2 separate regions of the Homo sapiens genome follow, and region 2 is linked to region 1. A link is an interaction called in ENCODE POLR2A ChIA-PET data of the cell type or tissue named here. Cell type or tissue: CD4-positive, alpha-beta T cell. All regions are shown on one strand.

What was found. Peaks named below come from ENCODE experiments on the same cell type or tissue, not always from the same donor. Only the 100,000 strongest peaks of a DNase experiment are listed, where the experiment ranks them.
Region 2: POLR2A ChIA-PET joins it to region 1 with 6 read pairs; 2 of 35 experiments call an interaction of 5 or more read pairs at or near these places.

What each region holds. Positions count from the first base shown.
Region 1 is chr6:118,822,564-118,826,563 of GRCh38, forward strand. It overlaps MCM9 (minichromosome maintenance 9 homologous recombination repair factor), which reads right to left. Exons shown (of 14, transcript NM_017696.3): 13 at 3,584-3,729. Among named protein-coding and RNA genes, the nearest start is that of ASF1A, 70 kb to the right of the region's middle. In CD4-positive, alpha-beta T cell, no CTCF peak of the experiment used is centred here; no DNase peak of the experiment used is centred here.
Region 2 is chr6:118,523,380-118,527,379 of GRCh38, forward strand. CEP85L (centrosomal protein 85L) reads right to left here. Exons shown (of 13, transcript NM_001042475.3): 4 at 423-541. Among named protein-coding and RNA genes, the nearest start is that of PLN, 23 kb to the right of the region's middle. In CD4-positive, alpha-beta T cell, no CTCF peak of the experiment used is centred here; a DNase peak (open chromatin) is centred at 1,512.

The DNA of each region.
Region 1 (4,000 bases):
GGTGGTCTCTCTCAGTCAGGAGGCACAGGGGTCAGGGACCAACCTGAGGAAGCAGTCTGTCCCTTAGCAGAGTGTGCTGCTAGAATCCTCCTAGTTAGGATCAGCTGCTCTCTTCAGAGCTGGCAGGCAGGAAAGTTTTAGTCTGCTGAAGCAACACCCACAGCTTCCCCTTCCCCCAGGTGCTCTGTCCCAGGGAGTTTTATCTGCAAGCCCCTGACTGGGGCTCCTTTCTTTCAGAGATGCCCTGCCCAGTGAAGAGGAATCTAGAGAAGGTATCTGGCCACAGCCAATTCGCCACACTGTGGTGGATTCCACCCAGTCCAAACCTCCTGGCCTCCTTAGCACTGTCAGAGGAAAACCGCCTACTCAAGCCTCAGTAACGGGGGACACTCCTCCCCCTACAAGCTCGATCATCCCAAGTCGACTTCAGAATGGTGTGCTGGCAGCAAGAATTTCAAGCCAGTGGTTCTTGGCTTGCTAGACTCCATGGGAGTGGGACCCACTGAGACCATTCAGCTCCCTGCCATCAGCCCCCTTTCCAGGGGAGTGAATGGTTCTGTCTCGCTGGGGTTCCAGGTGCCACTGGGGTATGAAAAAAAACTCCTGAAGCTAGCTCAGTGTCTGCCCAAATTGCCACCCAGTTTTGTGCTTGAAACCCAGGGCCCTGGTGGTGTAGGCTCATGAGGGAATCTTCTGATCCGTGGATTGCAAAAACCATGGGAAAAGCGTAGTATCCAGGCCAGGTAGCACAGTCCCTCACTGCTTTCCTTGGCTGGGGGAGGGAAGTCCTCCGGGTCCTTGTAAGTCCAGGGTGAGGTGATGCCCCACCCTGCTTCTGCTCACCTTCTGTGGGCTGCACCCACTGCCTAACCAGTAGTCCCAATGCGATGAACTGGGTACCTCAGCTGGAAACGCAGAAATCACCTGCCTTCTGCATTGGTCTTGCTGGGAGCTGCAGACCACAGCTGTTCCTATTTGGCCATCTTGCCAGATCTCATATTTTCATTTCAAATTTCCCTTTGGTCATGAGGGAGGATGACTTCCTAATAAGGATTGTAGTTCCCTAGAAGTAGGTCCTTTAGAAAGCCTTTCCTGACAACCTAGAAATGCCTTTTTCTTATAAAGTACAATATGATCCCTCTTCTACGTGCTTACTTTGAAAAGATATTATACCAGAAAGCAGATGAGTAAGTTATTCTAAAATTCATGTATAATCATAGAAAATATAAGGAAATACCTTATATTTAAATATATTTAAATACATTAAAATGTTAATGGTATATATCTCTGGGAAATAAGACTACATGTGATTTTTTTGTTTTCTAATTAATTCATCACTGCTACTTTTAAAAATACAAAATAAAAACATGCATTACCTTTATAATCAGAAAAAAAGCCCCCAAAATTATTGTAAACATATTGGGTTACATTCATTCACAGTAGGTTTGAAAATATCAATAAGCAAACCCACCTTTTTTTTTTTTTTTTTTTTTTTTTTTTTTTTTTTAGACAGAGTCTCTCTCTGTCACCCAGGCTGGAGTGCAGTGGCACGATCACGGCTCACTGAAACCTCTGCCCCCCGGGGCAAACCCATGTTCATTTTTACTAATTTGAGTTACAACCAAACAAAAAAGCAAATAGCTTTCAAAATTACTACTACCTAGCATACTTTTCAGCATCAAATTGAGGTCAGGGATACTGATAATTGTTAAAGTTCTGCAAAAATCTCCTAAAAGATGAGAATAAGTTAGGGTAGACTAAGCCCTATTATTTTAGTCTTTCTTTTTTTTTCAGATGGAGTTTCACTCAATCTTGGCTCACTGCAACCTCCACCTCTTGGGTTCAGGCAATTCTCCTGCCTCAGCCTCCCGAGTAGCTGGAATTACAGGCGCCCGCCAACACACCCAGCTAATTTTTGTATTTTTAGTAGAGACAGTGTTTCACCATGTTGGCCAGGCTGGTCTTGAACTCCTGACCTCAAGTGATCTGCCCACCTTGGCCTCACAAAGTGCTGGGATTACAGGTGTGAGCCACCGTGCCCCGCCTGCACTCTGTTTTGAGGCACATAGAATGGCCGAGTCAGACTGTCACCAGTATAAAGCATTTTCTGGAAGTAAAGCATGATAAAACTATAAATGGTTTCATTATAATTATCTCCTTAAGGAACAGAGAACTCTTTCCAAAACAGTAAAAACTCATATGCTGGTTGGGTTTTTTCTCACTTGATAAGATTAGCATTAGATTGTGCCTTGGAGGTAATTCACTTTCATTTGCATAGTACCTGGTTTTGTTGCTTTCAGGAGGATCAACACCAGAACATGCCTCTACATTATAAATAAATACCAGTAGAAAAAAACATTTTAAGGTAGAATCCTGTCTTTTAGATTGTCAAATACTCTTTCGTTTTTCCTTTCTTTCCCTCCAGGAGGGTCATTTTAAATTTGGGAAGTCTAATTGCCATCTTTCTAATTCATAACAATGATTCTGGGCCTCACTTTTTCTCCTTTCCCGAATCCAGCATATGTCAGTTTCTGGTAGCTTGGATCAGTCAAAATGAGCAGCCTCTCCAAAAGCAAAGCCAAGCCCAGGAGCGGCTTGAAAAGAATCAGCTACATCAAATCATAAACAACCCAAAGGAATAACTTTGATCTTGGCACCATGTTCTGGATCATAAAATGAGCCAGGAGACCAAAAGAAAGAGGGGCGAATTTTATACAAAGTGCAAGTTTACTGCAGTCTGGCACCTGGCTATTAACAGGATAATGCCCATCCCCGCACTTCCCCAGGAAGGCTGTGCTGAAGTTTCAAAAACTAGAAAGAGAAGGATGCTGTGAGAAGGAAGAATTCTCAAGGATTTTTTTTTAACGTAGTCAACAGTCTCAATGTGGTCCCCAAATTCTTTGCAGCTGTTCCACTTTTTCATGTACTTCATTCACCAGACCCCGGCTTTGAGACCAACACCAGTAAGAGCTGCAGGTCAATTATTAAGCCATTCACACTGATCATGAAGACACCAAAAATGGATAAACTTGCCATTCCTCACTCCTATTTCTCAGGCTTACACGCAAAACCTAGGTTTTTAGAAGTCCACATATTTCGGGAGTATGCGAACATTAATAGTTTGGGCAAAATTTTTTTGGTAGAGTCCACATTCACACTAAGGCATGTGACATGTTTCTTCCCATGTATCCTCCTTGTCTATTATTCACATTTTAATGAGTCATTAGAAAGGTAAGTTTTGAAATGTTGCTTCTGTCATTGCTGAGTTGTTATCTCAGCCAACACAATGTGGAGCAAAGACAAGCTATCCCCACCGAGCCTGCCTGAATGTCTGATACCCAGAAAAGTGAACACTAAAATGCTGGTGGGGGTGGTGTTCGCAGTCACTGAGTTTTGGAGCAGTTGATTATACAGCAGTAGAAAACTGAAACAGTCTCCTATAGATAGTATCTGCCTGTCCTAAGAACTTACTGACCCAACACCTGATAGATAGATTTTTCCACTTAATGCACACTTGCTTTGTTTCACTAAATGCCAAACAAGGATTTTCCATTGTATGCCTTTCTGGGTTTTCATTCCTCACCTTTCAAGTCTTCTAAGCTCTTCACTCAAGAGGCTCTGCAGCTCTAGCTTTTCCAGAATAAGTTCACACTGTCTCTGGTACTGCTCTCCAGGGTTTTCAGGAAAGGAAGTGTGGAGGGCATTCACACCTCCTAGCAGTGCACCTCCCTGAAGGGGTGAGAAAATACCAGGAGAGTCACCAGGCCAGCCTGCATAGCGGTAAGTACACTCTAGGGACCAGCAATCCCCGGGGGCTAAGACCGCCGTTTACACCCCTATACTGGGTATGAAAATCACTTGGGAGGCTTTTTCAACTTTCTATAGTTCACTCCCCCAGTTCTTGGTGGCAATCATTGCTCTAGGAAGCTATACTGTCACTGGTGGGCTATGAACATCTCTCAGGTGTGTTGAGGAAAAAAACGATCGAAGCGCACTACTT
Region 2 (4,000 bases), 300 kb before region 1:
TCATTTTTGTAGTTTCTGTGGCTTCAGACCTAGCATACATTAAAGGAAATGACTGCTTTAAATTAGCTTTCCAACTGGATAGTTCTCAAGGGTTAAAACACGAAGACATTATCTTGTAGCTCTAATAGCTGATTAGCATTGCAGCTAACCCGCTACACGTACAGAAAAGACAGAATGGAGCTTCCAAATAATGAAATAATTCACTAAAATGAATAGGAGGGATGACAGAAATCAGACAGATAAACCATCAGTTCTAACAGTACTTCTTTAAAGGATTGGGATTGAGGAGGGGCAGAGATGTGACATCAATGAATCTGTAAGGTTCTAGATCTTAAATTCTATGTAGTGGACATAAAGTTAATTGTTTCATTAATCTAAATTTCTGTAGGCCTGAAATATTTAATAATTTAAAATAGACTCACCGATCGATTACAATTTCTTTCTGCCTTAGAAGTCCTTCTTTTATTTTCAACATTGATTCCCACTTACTGAAATCCTGATAGCCAGGTGAATAACTTTGACGAGATGATCCAGTCAAAACCTGCAGAAACATGTTTACACAATTAGTATACTAAAATATTTAAAGAAAATATTTATATATTATCATATTTTCCCAAAGATTTATATTAAAAAAAAAGAACTCCCTCTTTGATTTTTTAATACTTTCGGAAATCACACTATGAATACAACATAACTTGGACAATTTCAAGGAAGTTCTAAAGGAAATGTATACATCTAATGAAGAATTAATGACAACAGAACGTTTATCCTGGCAAATTATAAAACTATATAAGATCTTGGCCAGGCGCGGTGGCTCACGCCTGTAATCCCAGCACTTTGGGAGGCCGAGGTCAGGAGATCACCACCATCCTGGCTAATACGGTGAAACCCCATCTCTACTAAAAATACAAAAAATTAGCCAGGCGTGGTGGCAGGCGCCTGTAGTCCCAGCTACTCGGGAGGCTGAGGCAGAAGAATGGCGTGAACCCGGGAGGCGGAGCTTGCAGTGAGCCGAGATCACGCCACTGCACTCTAGCCTGGGTGACAGAGCAAGACTCTGTCTAAACAAACAAACAAACAAACAAAACCATATAAGATCTTATTCCCATTACCTTGTGGAAGTGGAAGTGGAAGTTTTCTGGAAATGAGATTAATCATTAAGGGAGTAATACAATGTAGGAATGTGCCATGGCTTAACTAGACAAACATTAGCAGGAGATTTTCCACAAGAAAATAAAAGCAGTATCTGTAGTATTCAGACTTCAAGTTGACATGCATCACATCATCATTTAGTTACATTAGAATTTCAAAATCACAAATATTTTCACTCAGTAGTGAGACAACCAAATGCCTAGGCAGATAAAAAGGGGTCCTTGGAGAATCTCTGACCCACTCCACAAGTGTGCAGATGCTTCTGTGCAGATGAGGAAACCTGCCCAGGGCTCATGTGGGCATGCCCATAGCTGACTGGAGCCCAGCATGCGTTCTGGGGGAAATGGGTGGAGCCATGGGGAATTCCTGCCTTATGCGGGGGAGGAGCCTGCTCTCTTCAGCTCACCTGGTGACCTGGAAATCAATCTGTGAGGTGGAGGACCTGTTAGCAGGGCTCTATCTTGCTTTGATGATTGTTTGTTTGTCTGTTTCTTTTTTCCTTTTCACCCAATAAATTCCTTTCCAATCACCCTTCAAGGTGTCTGCATGCCTAATCCTCCCTGGTCGTGTGACAAGAACCCAATTTTTTTCTACAACAGTAGTAAGTATATCCATAGAAAATGGAAAATATATAACCATCTACTAAGTAGATAATTTGGATGAAATATATCACTTAGAAAAAATTGCTTAGAATGTAAGAAAGGTTTCAGATATTTAAATAAACCAACGGTAGAAACTAACATGGCAGATATCCTTATATTTCTTCCGTTGAAAAAGCAGCAAACATTTAAAAATATTGGTGTTATAGGTTTGACTGTATTCCTTAAAAAGATAAGTTGAAGTCCTAACCTCTTGTAACTTCAGAAAGTGATCTTATTTGGAAATAGGGTCTTTGCAGATGAGTCAAGCTAAGATGAGCTCCTTAAGGTAAGGCCTAATTCAATGTTTGGTGTCCCTAAAGAAAGGGGAAATTTTGGACCTACGTACACAAGGAAGACTATGTGAAGAGACACAGAGACAATGCCATGTGAATATCAAAGTAGAGATTGGAATGACACATCTACAAGACAAGGAAAGCCAAAGACCAAAAGCTAGGAGAGAGGCATGGGACAAATTCTGCTTCACAGTCATCCAAAGGAACCAACTCTGCCAACACCTTGATTTCTAACTTTCAACTTCCAGAACTGTGAGACAATTTCTGGTGTTTAAGCTAGCTCATTTGTGATACTCTGTTATATCATCTCTAGGAACCTAGTATAACTGGTAAATCAAATAGGAACACAGTTCTTTGGCAAGCCAAAAGATGTATAAACACCACAAAGCAACTTCAAGAGAATTCAAATGTGTAGTGATATTTTTATCCTTTACTTTCCAAAAATGCTATTAATAAGACCTTCAAAATAAACCAGTAATTGCATAACATCAACCAGTCACAGATTAACTCTTTGAGATGACTGTCAAGTAATATTAGGATGGGATGTTTCATGCAGGAGACAGGATAGGATGAACAGACTAAGGATAGAGATCAGTTGAAAAGAAGGCACATACTTTTGTCAGATGGGAAGATATTTCAAAAGTGACACATAGTGTTACAGGGGCAGGTTAGACATCTGCCTCTGAATTTCATTCTCTCCCTTGCCTAATATACAATAAGGGCTGATATTCAGCCAGTATGCATCAGTACAGATAATGTTAGCTGTTAGAATACTGAAGTAGTTTCACTGTGGTTGGTAACTAACTGCTGTTTACACCACTGTGCGGACTGTCTCTTTCACTGTCCAGGCCACTCTCCAGAATGCCCCATGATCCAACAAATAACACAGTTACTCCCCAGCACAAGTGACCTTCAGGACCCCGCTCCATCCATAAATAGGCATCCTTTCTGATTAGCTAGTTCTTGTACAAGTCAGTCCCGCAAAATCTTCCCAGTTAAACACTACCTACAATCTTATTTATACTTAATTGGCAGAGCTAACATTCAAACCCAGGCAGCCCAACAAAGGAGCACCTGATCTTAAGGACCACATTATTCCACTGCTTCTACTATTGAGACAGGTTTGCAGCAGAACTGGTTTCACAAGATACAGGTCACAAAGACCTGGCTTATAAAATAGGATGGGGTAAAAAAGCTGGCCAAAACTTGCCAAAACCAAGACAGCCATGAAAGCGACCTCTGGTCATCTTTACTTCTCATTATATGCTAATCATAATACATTAGAATACTAAAGTAAACTCCCACCAGTGCCATAACATAGTTTACAAAGGCCATGGCAAAATCCTTAAGTCACCCTATATGGTCTGAAAGGTGAAGGAGAATTCTGGGAATTCCTTGCCACTTTCCTGGAAAATTCATGAATAATCCACCTCTTGTTTAGCATATGATCAAGAAACAGCCATAAAAATAGCCAACCAGCAACCCTCAGGGCTGCTCTGCCTGTGGCGCAGCCACTGTTTCATTCCTTTACTTTTTCTTTTTTTTTTTTTTTTTTTTTTTTTTAATTGAGACGCAGTCTCACTCTTGTTGCCCAGGCTGGAGTGCGATGGCGCGATAGAGCTCACCGCAACCTCTGCCTCCTGGGTTCAAGCGATTCTCCTGCCTCGCCCTCCTGAGTAGCTGGCTGTAGAACCATGCCCAGCTAATTTTGTATTTTTAGTAGAGACGGAGGTTTCTCCATGTTGGTCAGGCTGGTCTTAAACTCCCAACTTCAGGTGATCTGCCCGATTCGGCTTCCCAAAGTGCTGGGATTACAGGCATGAGCCACCGCGTCCGGCTCTACTTTCTTAACAAACGTGCTTTCCCTGTACTGTCGGCTCGCTGTTTTCCTTCCCGCACAAAGCCAAGAACCCA